Regions from separate parts of the Homo sapiens genome. Here region 2 is linked to region 1. A link is a loop called in an ENCODE intact Hi-C map of the cell type or tissue named here. Cell type or tissue: IMR-90. All regions are shown on one strand.

The links. A loop is a pair of places that touch in the nucleus more often than their neighbours do. Peaks named below come from ENCODE experiments on the same cell type or tissue, not always from the same donor. Only the 100,000 strongest peaks of a DNase experiment are listed, where the experiment ranks them.
Region 2: it touches region 1 in a loop (2.6-fold over the local background); 3 of 110 quality-filtered maps call a loop at or near these places.

The regions. Positions count from the first base shown.
Region 1 is chr2:232,142,394-232,150,393 of GRCh38, reverse strand. The region is part of intron 8 of DIS3L2 (DIS3 like 3'-5' exoribonuclease 2); the gene reads right to left. Among named protein-coding and RNA genes, the nearest start is that of MIR562, 26 kb to the left of the region's middle. In IMR-90, no CTCF peak of the experiment used is centred here; DNase peaks (open chromatin) are centred at 2,683 and 3,923.
Region 2 is chr2:232,283,197-232,291,196 of GRCh38, reverse strand. All of the region lies in intron 13 of DIS3L2 (DIS3 like 3'-5' exoribonuclease 2), which reads right to left. Among named protein-coding and RNA genes, the nearest start is that of ALPP, 92 kb to the left of the region's middle. In IMR-90, no CTCF peak of the experiment used is centred here; no DNase peak of the experiment used is centred here.

The DNA.
Region 1 (8,000 bases):
ATCCCTTCCTTACACCTTATACAAAAATCAATTCAAGATGGATTAAAGATTTAAACGTTAGACCTAAAACCATAAAAACCCTAGAAGAAAACCTAGGCATTACCATTCAGGACATAGGCGTGGGCAAGGACTTCATGTCCAAAACACCAAAAGCAATGGCAACAAAAGCCAAAATTGACAAATGGGATCTAATTAAACTAAAGAGCTTCTGCACAGCAAAAGAAACTACCATCAGAGTGAACAGGCAACCTACAACATGGGAGAAAATTTTTGCAACCTACTCATCTGACAAAGGGCTAATATCCAGAATCTACAATTAACTCAAACAAATTTACAAGAAAAAAACAAACAACCCCATCAAAAAGTGGGCGAAGGACATGAACAGACACTTCTCAAAAGAAGACATTTATGCAGCCAAAAAACACATGAAAAAATGCTCATCATCACTGGCCATCAGAGAAATGCAAATCAAAACCACTATGAGATATCATCTCACACCAGTTAGAATGGCAATCATTAAAAAGTCAGGAAACAACAGGTGCTGGAGAGGATGTGGAGAAATAGGAACACTTTTACACTGTTGGTGGGACTGTAAACTAGTTCAACCATTGTGGAAGTCAGTGTGGCGATTCCTCAGGGATCTAGAACTAGAAATACCATTTGACCCAGCCATCCCATTACTGGGTATATACCCAAAGGACTATAAATCATGCTGCTATAGAGACACATGCACACGTATGTTTATTGCGGCACTATTCACAATAGCAAAGACTTGGAACCAACCCAAATGTCCAACAATGATAGACTGGATTAAGAAAATGTGGCACAAATACACCATGGAATACTATGCAGCCATAAAAATGATGAGTTCATATCCTTTGTAGGGACATGGATGAAATTGGAAACCATCATTCTCAGTAAACTATCGCAAGAACAAAAAACCAAACACCGCATATTCTCACTCATAGGTGGGAATTGAACAATGAGATCACATGGACACAGGAAGGGGAATATCACACTCTGGGGACTGTGGTGGGGTCGGGGGAGGGGGGAGGGATAGCATTGGGAGATATACCTAATGCTAGATGACACATTAGTGGGTGCAGCACACCAGCATGGCACATGTATACATATGTAACTAACCTGCACAATGTGCACATGTACCCTAAAACTTAGAATATAATAAAAAAAAAAAAAAAACTTTTAAGCGCTGGAATGAAAGATTTGCTTACATTCTGAAGCTGGTGCAGGGTATCTTTTTTAAGCCTTCTTTGGCATCTCATTTTCACGCACCATCTGAGATGACTTGGAAAACACCAGAAAATAACAACACTACTTCCACAAAACAACTGCCTGGACAGTGCCTATTTCTACAGCCATCATTTATAGAACTCTTTTTCTGGGGAGAAGTTTTATTTTAAGTGTCAATACTAAAAGATGGTATATTTGGAGTTGGCTGCTTCAATCAGTAAATGTAGTCAGCACTGACTCAGAAACAGCTTATTTTTAATAATTGGAAGAAGAAATATTTCTAGCTGTTAGTTTTAAATGGCTACAAAGGAAAGAAATTATTTTTTTGGAATTATTAGCTTGCCATATGTGTAGATTAAGAAGGCTGTGTAAAAAAAAAAAAAAAAAAAAAAAAGAAAGAAAATTAAGGAGAAAAAAAATTTTTCATCTTTTTTGGAGCTTTGTAAAGTTCTGACACAATGTTTTACCAGGTTATACTCTGAGTCCAAAGAGTCTCAATTTGTTTACTCAAATTACAACATGGCTCATAAAGACAAAATTATATTTTAGTTATGGTTTCCAAATGTGATCAATGACTCCAAGTTCCTATTAGTAGTAATTAACATTTATTTTACGAGTTCCAGAGAACATTTCTCAAGTTCCTTATTTAAATAAATTTATTACGGACTTTCATTGGAGATCTATTTTACAGCAGCATAGACTGGACAGCTTATGGCAGATAAAAATCTAACAGATCAGCATGCTGAAAGAGCTCATGCTTTGGGGGCCTTAGATGCCCTAGAAAGAATCCTATCTTGGCCGGGTGCGGTGGCTCACACAGGTAATCCCAGCACTTTGGGAGGCCAAGGCGGGTGGATCACGAAGTCAAGAGATCGAGACTATCCTGGCCAACATGGTGAAACCCCATCTCTACTAAAAATATAAAAATTGCTGGGCATGATGGTGCGCACCTGTAATCTCAGTTACTTGGGAGGTTGAGGCAGGAGAATCGCTTGAACCCAGGAAGCAGAGGTTGCAGTGAGCCGAGATTGAACCACTGTACTCCAGCCTGGCGACACAGTGAGACTCCGTCAAAAGAAAAGAGGGGAGGGGAGGGGAGGGGAGGGGACAGGAGAAGAGAGGAGAGGAGAGGAGAGGAGAGGAGAAAAGAGGGGAGCGGAGGGGAGGGGAGGGGAGGGGAGGAAAGGGAGGGGAGGGAAGGGAAGGGAAGAGAAGAGAAAAGAGAATCCTATCCTGTCTACTTAGTCATGAACTCTTCTGTCACCTTGAAAACCAGAATTCTTTGGTAGGTAAACAAAGCCAAATTCTACTAGGGAACTGACTTTTACATTGTGTATTTGTCTTGCAGAAGGGTTTATTTTTATATTTTAAATTTAATTTCATTGTAAATTCTATTTAAAATGAATCATGAAAGTAACTTTCCCTTTTATGTAATGTAGTTCAAATGTTACAACTTTCTAAGTAGTTTCTGTCTTCTGCTTACTGTCTGAAAAGATAACAGCTGCTTTAGGACAACTATGATTCAATGTTATGTCAAAATATCTGGTGATTCTCTTAAAAACCACATTTCATCCTATTCTGCATTAAAATATGTCCTTCAAAAATAACTTAGAAGCTCTCATAGTCAAGAGGAATCTAAAGAGACAAGACAACTAAATGTAATATGAGATCCTGGAATAGATAAAGGACATTAGATTTTTAAAAACAAGAAAGTTTGAAGAAAGTACGGACCTCCATTAATAATGTATCAATATTGGTTAAGAGAAAAAAACTAGTTTTGGAGGAGGAGAGAAGGGGCAGGTGAGAACTGTACTATCTTGACAATTTTCTGTAAATCTAAATCTGTTCTGAAACATAAAGTTTATTTTTATGGGCCGGACATGCTAGCTCACGCCTGTAATCCCAGCACTTTGGGAGGCTGAGGTGGGAGGATCACTTGAGCCCAGGAGTTCAAGACCTGTTTGGACAACACAGCAAGACCCCATTCCTATTTATTAATTAATTAATTAAAATTAAGTTTATTTTAAAAATCTTGGAGCAGAAAAGGAGTAAAAGTAATTTAGATGTCAAGCAACAGATAAATGATAAACTAAACCATGTCATATTTTTCAATTTTTTATGTATTTCACAAAAAGAATTTTGAAGATGTATGTAGAGTATGATTTAACTAAGTAAAAACATTTATGAAAATGCTGAAAGGGACAAATGGTGTTAATTATTTGAGAGAGGATTCTGAGTGACTTTTTAATCTATTTTCTAAGCTTCCTTTAATATCACAAAGTTGGAGGTTTTTTAATTTAAAAATTATACAAAAAATAATTATAACAAAAACTAGAGTGCCCAATATTGGTTTGCTACCCAACATTCACTTCTGTCTTCCTCCTTCCTCACAAAAATCTAGTTTTCATACAGGAAACACATCTCACCTTCAGCTCCAGTGACAGATACTAATTATTCTAATAAATTCAGTGTATGGCCTCCCCTGGTGACTGTAGTCAATAGCATTGTTGGCAGACAGGGTCTCCCTTTTTGTGTCACATGTCATCAAGAAAGCAGGTAGCCTAATCATACTGGCAGCCATCTTCACAACCATAGAGAAACCACCACTGGATTGCTGAGGACAGCAAAAGGCAACCTGATAACATCATCCAGTCACTGACTTTACTGGGTCTGCAGCTGCACAACCTTTGAATTCCCACTATATGAGATAATATTTTCTCTTATTAAGTCACTCTGAGTCAGGCATTTTTATAATTTGCTGCTAAAAGCATCCTACTACAAACTATTTAAAAAGATCATCCATGAGAAGCAAACTTCCCTTTCCCTCCATTCACTCTGCAACAGAAAATGTAAAGCTCTTACTACCAAAAATAAAATCTTAGTACTGTTGGCATCATAGATCTTGTAGAGGTATTCACTACACACTGACATGGAACTGCTGGGTTCTAGAGCATAAGAATACCATAAATGGCCCTTCCTTAGGCAACATAATTCTATCCTAAAGGTGCTCCCTTTATAACTTCCATGTTGAACTAGGCCCACAAAGCATATACCCAGATCATTTCATCTTCATGGAATATAGCAGCAAGGCCAGGAAGCCATCCCTGTCTCCTAGAGTGGATCTGCCTCATCAGTACTGTCCCTATCCTTTGGTTATATCCTCTTTCTTGCATGTGCCACTTTCTAGCTGTGTCATGGTGCTTTAGGTATGCCTCTTCCTTATCAATAGATGGGGGGGATCATCCATAAAAAGAATAAACATTTCTTTATTTCTGTGTACCACTGAGACTTGTATGCCTTTGGTGTCCAACACATGTTGGTGACTGAATATGTAAATAAACAAATTAATGCTTTGTACCTATTAGAGAGGCATACTATTCTTCCTTGAAATGCCAAAGGAAAGCTAAGAAAACAGAGGATGGCAAAAACAAATAAAACTCAAAGATAAGTACTTCAGTAAATTATCCAGTCCTACCATAATTAGCTGCCACATTAGCAAACTTATTAACACATCAAAAAATCAGGAATTAAAAAAAATGCCTGCTACTATTGCTTTTATTCAAAACTGAACTTTTATCAGTTACTGTGTGGGAAATACCTCCTCTCCAATTGTGAGTTGCCAATTCAAGATAAGAAAAAGAAATAAAAGTCATACAGATTAGAATGGAAGAAATAAAACTCTCATTACTTACCAATGATGTGATTATCTACATAGAAGAGCCAAAGGAAATTACATCTCAAGTACTGAAATGAATAAGGGGATATGGCAAGATGGCTGGATATAGGATAATGTATAAAAATTAACTGTAATTCTACATGCTGGCAGCAAACAAAAAAGACAACTTCAAACATCTATTCTTCAGAAGATACCATTAATAACAGGAAAAGACAACTCACAAACTGGAGAGAAGATAATTTCCATATCAGTGACTGCTAAAAAGATTACTTTCTGGAATATGTATTTTTAACTCCAAAAAAATCAAATGACAAACAGCCCAATTAAAAATGGGTAAAAGCACCAATGTATGCTAAAATGAATGGGTGAAATTAAGCAGAAACAGAATATTACACAGACTCAAAAAATCTTTCCAAAAATACAGTATAATAATTACAAGGGAAAAAAGTAGTAAGTTAGGAATCATGGCAGATGCCTCCTTAACCAGGTGATCAAGGTGAACATCACCAGTATTACTTACTGACATTATGTGCCCCCGATAAGATGCACATCACCTCTGTGGTATCTTTCCCAATAATGTCTAATCTTGATCTAATCATGAGAGAACATTAGACAAACACAAACTGAGAAACGTTTTACAAAATCACTGGCCAGTACTCTTTAAAAGTGTAAAGTTCGTGAAGGACAAGTAAAGAGTAAGAAATGTCACAAATTGGAGAGACTACAGAGACACAGCTAACTGTATTACGGGATTCTGGACCCAGATTCTGCAACTGAAAGAGAATGTTAGTGGAAATAGTGATAAAATCTGAGTAAGACCTATACTTGGTATCATACCAAGATTAACTGCTTACTTCTGATAAGTATTCCATGGTCATGTAAGATGTAAACATAAGGAGAAGATAGGTTAAAAGATATACAGGAACTCTCTGTTCCATTTTTGCAATTTCTGTAATCAAAATTATCTAAATAAAAAATTAACTGTTAAAAAAATGGGTAAAAACATGAAAACACTGTCTAGAAGAGGAAACATGACCATGAGTATATGGAAAGATGTTCAACCTCATCAGTAATTAGGAAAAAAATAACAAAAATCACCCAACGATTATCACTATTTTTACCCACCTGGCTGGCAAAAATGAGTCTAACAAGTGTAAATAAGAATGTGGAGCAATGGAACTGCATACACACTGCTGGCAGGACTAAAAATGGGTACAATCACTTTGGGAATGGTTTGGCTAGAAAGTTGTAAAGTTAAACATGTACCTATGTATGATTCAGTAATTTCCTTTTTAAGTAGAGTCTAGAAAAACTTTAGTTAATGAGCACTGGAACGTTTTCAGGAGCAAAATCCTCTGTTCAACCCAAATGTACATTGCTAAATTATGGTATATTTCAGAAAATGGAAATATTATCGACTAAAATGAGTGAAATATGTGAGTATATTTTAGAAACATGTTAAATGAAAAAAGGCAAATGATAGAAGAATATATATAACACGGTATTTTGTAAAGGTTCAAAAACAAGCAAAACAAAATAACATTTAGGGTTATAAATATGGGTAAATTTTTTTTTAAATACATTTTCATTAGTATATTTGAGATGGTGGTTACCTCTGGGGAAAAAATTATGGTTTAGGATACAGGAGAACAGACAGGGAACTTGAACAGTATTGGTGATGTTATACTTCTTAATCTGGTTCATGAGTTCATGGGTTGGTTTTAGTATTAGGTTTCAAAAATTATAGAAGTGTTACATATATTCTTTTTCCTGTGAAATATGCTTTGTAATTAAAGTTGATAAATATTTTTAAAACAATATTTTAGTCAAATGTATACCAAAACCTTAATAGTGATCGTTTCCGGGGGTGAAACTCTGGGAAATTTTCATTTTCAATAGTACACATTTGAATAAATTTAACAGTAAATATTCAATATGTATGTATTTGGAAAAAATAAAATTTAGAAATGTTTGTTAATTTGATATTTCAATAATAGTTGTAAGAGAGAAAGTTTTCCTCCATAGAGTTATTTATAATGATCACCACTTCAATTTTTCTTCACTAGAGCTCCTCCATGAATACTGCTGCCATTCACAAAGAATGACATTCCAACTGAGTCCTACTGTAAAATTAATCTGAATGGCACTGCAACAATATTCCCAACTTCCTACATATGATAGGTGGGGGCCTTGGGAAACATATAAACATTCTATATAAATAAGCATCAGATCTACTATCCTGGGTGATATGCCTATTAAAAACGTACTGAGGAAAGGGACCAGCTACAGACAGAAAAAAATATAACAAGAAAGTCCTTCAAATTGGCCTCTTTGCCTTAAAGAAAACAGGAACATTAAATAGTCAAGATTAGTGTTCTCAGCCATTCATCATCTTTCCTCTACTAAATATTCTTATAAACTCCTAGTCTTACAACTAGACGATATTTAGAAGACAGTCATGCACTCTTGCAGTGATTACCACTATCGTATTACTACTCTTAAATACATGCTCTCATACATGTTGGTCCAATGTTGGAAACTCCATGCAAACAGATATAATGGCATCACAGCCCTGAGAATGTACAAGTGGGGAACAATCAAACATCAACTATACCGAGGGCCCAAACTTCCAACAATACAAAGTAAAAACGAAGTGTGGCAAATACACTTGTCTTTGGCTGTATATTTTATGTATTATTTTCTATAATCAGGAGAGGGAACGAGTTATTTTCGCTTCTTATGGCTCAGTACTATGACACAGCAGAAAGTAGCACTTAAGGAATAGGGACTTCAGGAACGGTGTTTTTATCAGTGAAAATAGATAAAAGCATGGAGAAAAGAAGTAAGAGTCAACAATACTGAGTTATTTAAGAAAAGGTCTTGAAATTTAAGAGTGAATTGGTGTTGATATGAAGAAAGCAAAGAGGAAGCTGAAAGGATTTAATGAGTATAAGAGGAGGTTGATGGTTATCTAAGGTCCTCTAACATCATAATATTTTCAAGAAGGTGCACTAGAAATTGCAGTTGAAGATGGCGACTTTGGAAGAAGTGCCAAAACTGCATGCAGTGCTCA
Region 2 (8,000 bases), 140 kb before region 1:
CTGTGGACTTTGCTTTAACTTGGTTAATGACGATTCTATGGCAATGTATTAAATTTCTTTCTCCTAAGTCCACTGAAGTCTTTTTGGACTTGGAGAGAGCTTTTTAAGAAAGAACTTGCTCATTCAGCAGGATTTTCCTCCCCACCCCAAGCTCTGGTTCTGACCTGGAAAAAATAAGAGTGAGAAAGAGCAAGAGAATCCTGCAGTCCTGACGCTCAACTTCACAAACCACAAAAAAGAACCTTTCTCCAGTAACGTAATCATGGAGATTTCTGGCACCTTGGTCTTTCAAGAAAAATACATCCTTCTGCTGGCACAGGGACCCATCAAACTAAACCCTATTCAGCATGGAGTTCCCGATTCATTAGTGTTGGAAAGTCTATAGCGAGGCTGGCCGCTCCCATTGGATGATGCCTCCCTGCAGCGCCGTCTGTAAACCCCACAGCTGTGTTTTCACTTAAAGCCACTTCTCCTGACTGCGCTGCACCTTGTTCCAGAGGCTTGCTCTGTTCTCATTAAGGTTAAAAATGACAGGACAAGGATTCTTCAATGCTGAGGTTTTACTTTCTGAGAAGAAAAAACGTCTGTCTTTGGAGCTATGGTCAACCCACAGGGAGGGTTGCTCTGTAGGAAGGAGCCAGTCCCAGGAGAAAAGGGCCTGGTGGTAGCATTCATGCCCCCAGGTCAAGCCGCCTCCTCTTCTGAAGGTGACTCCATTGCTCACCAGCACGTCTATGGCAGGAGAGTTCGGCTCACCACTGTCCCACACGACCTGTATTACTGGGTGAGCCCAGCAAGGAAGAGCTCGTCCCTGATCCCAGGGTCTCCTTTAGCAGAACAGGAGCACCTTTACCTCAGCAGCTTCCCGATCAGGACCTGCCCAGTTAGTGGGCCATGTTCTTGCCTCTCACGTGCCTGAGCAATATGCAACAGTGAATACAAAGCATGATGAGCAAGTCTGCGTGTGTCACATGCAGCCAGCTGGAGAGAGAGTGCAGCCAATCTGCTCATCCTAATCAAAGCTGGAGAATTTTTGAGGATTTTCATGGCCAAAGAGGATGACTGCGTTAGAACATCACCTTATCAAACCATTTGTGCTCAGAGCTCAGGGGCCTCAGGCCAACTACTGTCGAAGGAATGCAGTTACCCAAAGCTGCTTCCACAGGAAAGTGCCAGTGCTGACTGCAGGAACTGCATATCACCCCTTCCAATGCACAGAGATGGTTGTGCACCTGGGAAAGATGCTATCTAGATTTCCTTGCATATAGAATATACTAATTCTGTTACCTATCTATCTGCTTTCTAAATAAAGCTTGTGGTCCTGCCCTCAGCAGTGGTCCTACCCAAGCTGCAGACCTTGTGGAAGCCTCCCACAGCTACACAGCCCTGGTCAAACACTCAGCAAAGGGAAGGGAAACAGAAGTAGCCCAAGCGACAGGCTCTCCACCCACTCAGAGATGGTCTACACTTTATCCTGGAATCAGATTAGGATAGAGGATAGTTATGTGTGTAGATCATATGAGCTTGGCTCTCTAGCACCTGCCTTCCTCAAGGGTGGGTTAGTATGTTCCTCTATTTTCACCAGATTTTGTCTTAAGAAATAGCCTTATAAAATCTCTTTCCTGGCTGGGCGCGGTGGCTCATGCCTATAATCCCATCACTTTGGGAGGCCAAGGCAGGTGGATCACCTGAAGTCAGGAGTTCAAGATCAGCCTGGCCAACATGGTGAAACCCCATCTCTACTAAAAATACAAAAATTAGCTGGGCGTGGTGGCGGGCACTTGTAATCCCAGCTACTCGGGAGGCTGAGGCAGGAGAATCGCTTGAACCCAGGAGGCGGAGGTTGCAGTGAGCCAAGATGGTGCCACTGCGATCTCAGACATGAGAGAGGCAAGAACACGGGCCAGTAACTGGGCAAGGCCTGGACAAGTCTCCAAAAAAAAAAAACAAAAAACAAAAAACTCTTTCCTCATTTGCCCAAAATGCAAACGCTGTCCACTGTTGTAACACTGAATATTTCCAATATCAAGCCTTAAGTGAGAAGCTGCTTTTAGGTGCTAAGAAAAATAATTCTCAATGTTCGATGGGGTTTGTTGTAAGAGATAACCTTGTAAACTCTCCCTCCCCCACGCCACCAAGCAGGACGACTGCATCTGTGATATTGAAATCAGAAAACATGAAGCCCAGTCACAGGAGCTGTGCCCACCCTTACAGATGTCAAATTCTTTCTGACACTCCTCTCCTTCATTCTGATTTTCTGTCTTTCTATTATTTAAATGCAGCTCACTGTTCATTTCCTTTGTTGTAAGTCCTCTCAAAATCTTTTTGGAAACAGATGAGGGTATATATAAACAAAGCAAAGTTCTTCAAAATATAAGCCAAACATACATAAAAATATGAGATCCAGGCAAGTTTAAACACAGACTGATGAAACAATGACCATAATGGTAGGCATTCAGTTCATGGAAAAAAAAGAAAACGGGACATTCCCATACAATACTCAGAGCCAGTGATCAAGCTGGCTGTATTCTTGAAAAAACAGCAGAGAACAGAATGATCTTCCAGGGAATTGGCCTCAGTTTCCAGGGACTTGAGGAGTCGGGGAGTTATATAACCCCAAGCGGGGAGCCAGCAGCTCTGACCTTGTCTCTGTTCTCTCCCAGATTCTGGGGTTGGTGGTGGGGTTCCGATGGTCCTAGACTTTCTACCTGTTAAACAGAGCTGAGTTCCTCTATGGTTGTCCTCATGGTTTGTTTTACGGGTGAATGTGAGACACTTTCTAGGTTTGCTGGAAGAAAGCACTCATAATAAGCCCCTGCTATATCAGTTAGAAGAGACGCTCTACGATTTCAGAAGAGCCAGTGCTCACATCTTCAGATGTTTTAATGAGAACCAAGTGGCAGTGAAGAGTTCTCCTGCATAAGGCTGTCTTACGCAGCTAAGAGCTCCCATCAAAGTTCAGGACTTGATTCCGTGCTAATTCTGCTTCCTTCCTCCCAGACAAGGCCAAATATCTGGATAACATATTCCAGAACTACACTGCCATCTCAGGTCCCTTCTGGACCTGGGGCAGCCAATCTACCTCCTTCCCCAGCTGCCTGCTCCCCTGCTCCTACACCCTGGCTTCAACCTGCAACAATGGGGTTAGCAGCACCTCCTGGTAGAAGAATCACTTTCCACTACCATCCAGCCACAAAATGCCCATTGATCTGACATCTCTTAATTGGTCGCTCAGAACAGTCTGGAAGGGACACCTATGGGGCCCATACCTGGGGTTACCTGAAGTTCCTATTCCAAGATAATTAGTTGTGTCTTAGATAGTCTATTTCTTTACAGAATGACATATCAGTCTAAGAGATGCTGTTTTAACTGTGGTAAAAACTAAAGAACCCACGCGTATTGTGAAGTTTAAAACAGTACAGACAAAAGTTTACTGTTAATATGAAATACAAAGACCAAATGGAGGGTATTTGGAAGGGCCAGGATCCATTAAGAAGGAAAATGGGGCTGGGTGAGGTGGCTCACGTCTGTAATCACAGCACTTTGGGAGCTGAGATGGAAGGACTGCTGGAGGCTATGAGTTTGAGAGCAGCCTGGGCAACAGAGCGAGACCTCCGTCTCTACAAAACATTTAAAAATCAGCACAGGCATGCACCTGTGGTCCCAGCTACTCAGGAGGCTGAAGTGGGAGGGTCATTTAAGCCCAGAAATTTGAGGCGGCACTGAGCTATGATCACGCCATTGCACTCTAGCCTGGCAACAGAGTGAGGCCCTGTCTCTATGTAATAAAAGCGGGGGGGGGGGGGGGCGCGGGGGGAAGGAAAGGATAAAAAGAAGGAAAATGAACAAACTTTCTATTTGTAATGCTAACTATGAAAAATTAGCTTTGGTAATAAAAAACTCCTTGGATAATCTCACAGTTGAAAATCATTTAAGAAACTAGACACAATGTTAAATGTTAAAAAAATAAGTTTCACAATAATCTTAGGGGAATGTTTTCATTAAGCAGAAACTTGTTTTCCCTCTAGCTGCCATGTAATCTCTCTAGAGGCTGTAGGGCTAGAACTCAGGGGACAGACAGAGGATCTCAAAGTCTAACTTTTTAGTCTAGTCTAGATCTTCTAGTCTACCTTTCTGCCTGTCAGACAGAGTTTATGCTCTTGCTTCCACCTTTCTGCCAGGGAAACACCTTTGACAAAAGGAAGGAACTTCTGCTTGTGAACACTTCTACCTATGAAAACAACCAATGACAGGCCAGGCGCGGTGGCTCACGCCTGTAATCCCAGCTACTCAGGAGGCTGAGGCAGGAAATCTCTTGAACCTGGAAGGCAGAGGTTACAGTGAGCCAAGATTGTGCCACTGCACTCCAGCCTGGGCAAGAGTGACACTCTATCTCAAAAATAAAACCCCAATAACAGGGGGCTGCTTAGTAGAGAAGTAAAGGGTACAGCCTCTTTAGGCTGCTGGGTTTTGAATCCCAGCTTTACTTCCTGTTAGTATGTAATCTCTTTTACCTTAGGTGCCTCCTATGTAAAAAAGAGATAATAACAGTGCCTAGCTATAGCGGAAACTCAATGATGTTCTTGATGTATTATACAGTAAGGCCAGAGGTTATTCCTGATAATGAGTTGAGATCAGAATTCAAAACATGACATGCTGGAACAAGCTGATTGGGACTCAATATTTCCAAATGTGATCACTCTAAAACCTGAGTAATTTCTACAACAATAAGGTCCAATTTCTTTACCTGAGCAGTATCTGGGAAACACTCTCTCTGTGGCTTGCTTTCTGTAGGACTCCTTGGGCCGCAGCAGGAAGATACAATGCTTCAAAGCCTTGCTGTCTGCCTCAGCAGCCCCACTACCACTACACTGCTCTCCTGTGGCTGTGCTGACACGGGGTCAGCCCTTGATAAAATCAAGGCAGCCCTGATTTTATGACCCAGTGACGCTAGCTCCAGAGCACCAGCATCAGGGAGGCCCTATGCCACTAGATGAAGCTCACGACTGAAAAAAAGCTTCCAAGGCCCTGCTGGGTCAACAGATGTGCCTCCACAAGGAAGCTGCCCAGAACCTCAGCACTAGTAACAACTTGTCCATTAATCTCTGCCTGGGGAAGGAAGAGGCCACCCCAGCCTGTTGGAGCATGGCAGAGGGCTGGCTTCTGACAGTCTGGATACATGAAAATTGCTTCTATCATGGCCTGATTCTTCTCAGTTATTCTCAAGTTGAAACATGTCTCTAGCTGTGTACTTGTTTAACAATCATATTGTCCCAACTAGATTTTAAGTCCCTGTAGAGAAACCCCAGTGTAAGTTTACTCTTTGTGATCCCCACAAAGGCTTTAAGTTAAGGCAATGCAGGGCCCCGTGATAAGCAGTAGGAATCACAGGTTCCACATGCAACCAGAGACTGTGCCAGGAACAAGTGTCCAGGTATCACTGCTCCTATCTTAAAGGTGAGGGAACTGAGGCTCAGGGAGGTTAAGTAACTGACCTGCCCAAGGTCTGGCAATACATAAATCAACCCCGGCCAACCTGGAAATGGAACTCAAACCCATACGGCTCTAAAGTCTTGGCATTTCCTACTGGGCCACACTTCCTGTTTCTTCTCCCACAAACAGGGACACTGTGTTGGAGGCTGCAAGTTGCAACAATTTACCTTTCCCCTTCTCTAGATTCTAACAGAGAACTGCAAATGGCATTAAGAATGTCAGCCTCCTCAAGGCTCACTGTCAATTAAGGTGGGCGCTGAAGAATCAGGTGAGAGCTCAGTAGACTGACCCACCCAGTTGCAGGTGGAGAGGCTGGACTGGAGGAAGGGGATGCCTGGGTGGGCTCCCTCCAGGCAATGTCAAGCTTGGAGCCTGCAGGTGCTAGGTGAGTCCACTCAGGGAGAGCAGGTGAGAGATAGGTTGGCTTCACCTTTTCAATTCAATGAACCTGCCCCCAGTTGTGGCCCAGTCACACAGCTAAGTAGTAATAAGACCTGAACTAGAGCTTCTTTCAGGGTCTGTAAAAGGTTAAAAGAGGAAATGTCAGTCAGCTAGTCCAAAAACTGCAGAACAGAAATAAAGAAAAAAAACCCAAAACAACAACAAAAATTAAGATCAATATAAGAACTAGCATTATCCTATTAAAAATGGGTTGGGGACCCTTATAGCCACTTCCTATTATTTAGTCCAGGGCCCCTATTCAGGACTTCATCTGTAAAATGAAAGCCTCAAAAGGCTCCTGTCTAAGTCTCCTTCGGGCTCTCCTTTCACAGTTCTGTGGGCAAGCACCTGCTAAGCATTCTCTCTGTGGTGTGCAGCTCCATGCCAGGTCCCATGGGAGGTTCAGGATAAAGGTTGGCAAAGATGACTGAGCTGCACTGCCTCTAATACTGAGGGAGCTTAGAGAATGATCTGGTAGAGGGGCCTGCATGGTGTAGATGAGGCCTCAGGTCTGGCAGGACAGCAAGGATCTGAACGATGGATGCACTCAGGAGAGATTCCAGGTGATGGGGAAAAAAACAGACCTTTAGCTCTCCCGGGGCAAAGACCACATGGGGCATGTCCATCAATGTATCCCTAGTGCCTTCCAGAATTTTCAACAAAACAGGTGCTCAATAATAATTGTTGAAGGAATAAATGATCAAAAGCAGAGAAAATAAGAATGAATATTCAATGTTCCATGAATACACAAGAGATTGGTCTGACTGCAAAGTTGGGAGTAAAATTGGGAAAAGATAAAATAATAACATTGATCGTGGTATCGAAGATGATACTAAGCACATCAACACATTCTGCCAGACTCACAGGGTGGGTGCAGTTACCATGCCTACTTTACAGCTGGGAAGCTGGAGGCTCACAGAAGTTGAGAAGCTTGCTCTGGGTCACACAACTGCAGCCCTGATACTTGAGCCCGGGGGCCCTGACTCTCAGTTCAGTGCTTTCCCATAAGTCGAGAGAGCCTAAGCTCACATCTGACAGGCGATAAAACCTGGACCCTCTTCTAGTTTGTGCCCCACTTCTAGGCCAACTTTGACTGTGTGATGTGGCTTGCTTTCTGATGGCAAGCAGCCCCTGAACTGAGACCTGGCTATTTCCTGGGGGCAATGCTGGTGTTGCACACAGAGGAATTAAAAAAAAAACAACCCACTTTTTATTCTGAGATAATTATAGCTTCAGGAAATTGCAAAGGTAGTATAGAAAGGTTCCACGTGCCCATCTCCAATTTCCACCCAAGGTTCCATCTTACATAATTATAGCACAATATCAAACGCAGGAAACTGACATTGGCATAATGGGTGTGTCTAGTTTTATGCCATTTTGGTCACACACGTACATTTGTGTAACTGCCATGGCAATCTACATACAGACTGTCCCATCCTTACACAGCTCTCCCTTGGGCCACCCTCTGCTCCCCCCGCCATCCCTAGCTCCTGGCAACTACCTACCTGTTCTCCTTCTCTATAAATCTGTCATTTTGAGGATGTTACCTAAATGGAATCATACAGCATTTTAAATAGCTCTTCAAATAATCCTAAGGTCAGGACTTGATCCATTTTTTAGATTTTTAGAAGAATATAAAACAACATCAACATCTACCGAGAGAAATGAAAAAGTAAGCAGAATAAGAAATAGACTGGGCCTAGTCCTGGCCCAGTCGCTCACAACACCTGTAGTTCCAACACTATGGGGGTGCAGAGGCAGAAGGACTGCCTGAGCCCAGGAGTTGGAGACCAGCCTGGGCAACACGGTAAGACTTTATCTCTACTAAACTCAAAAAAATTAGCTGAGCATGAAGACACGTGCCTATAATCCCAGCTACTCAGGAGGCTGAGGTGGGAGGATCACTCGAGCCTAGGAGGACTGCAGTGAGCCATGTTCATGCCACTGCACTCCAGCCCGGGCAGCAGAGCAAGACCCTGCCTCAAATAAAAAGAGAAATGATTCCATCCTAGTTCTGCCACCTCTAGCTATGTGAGTTTTGACAAGTGTTTAAGCTCAAGTCTCAG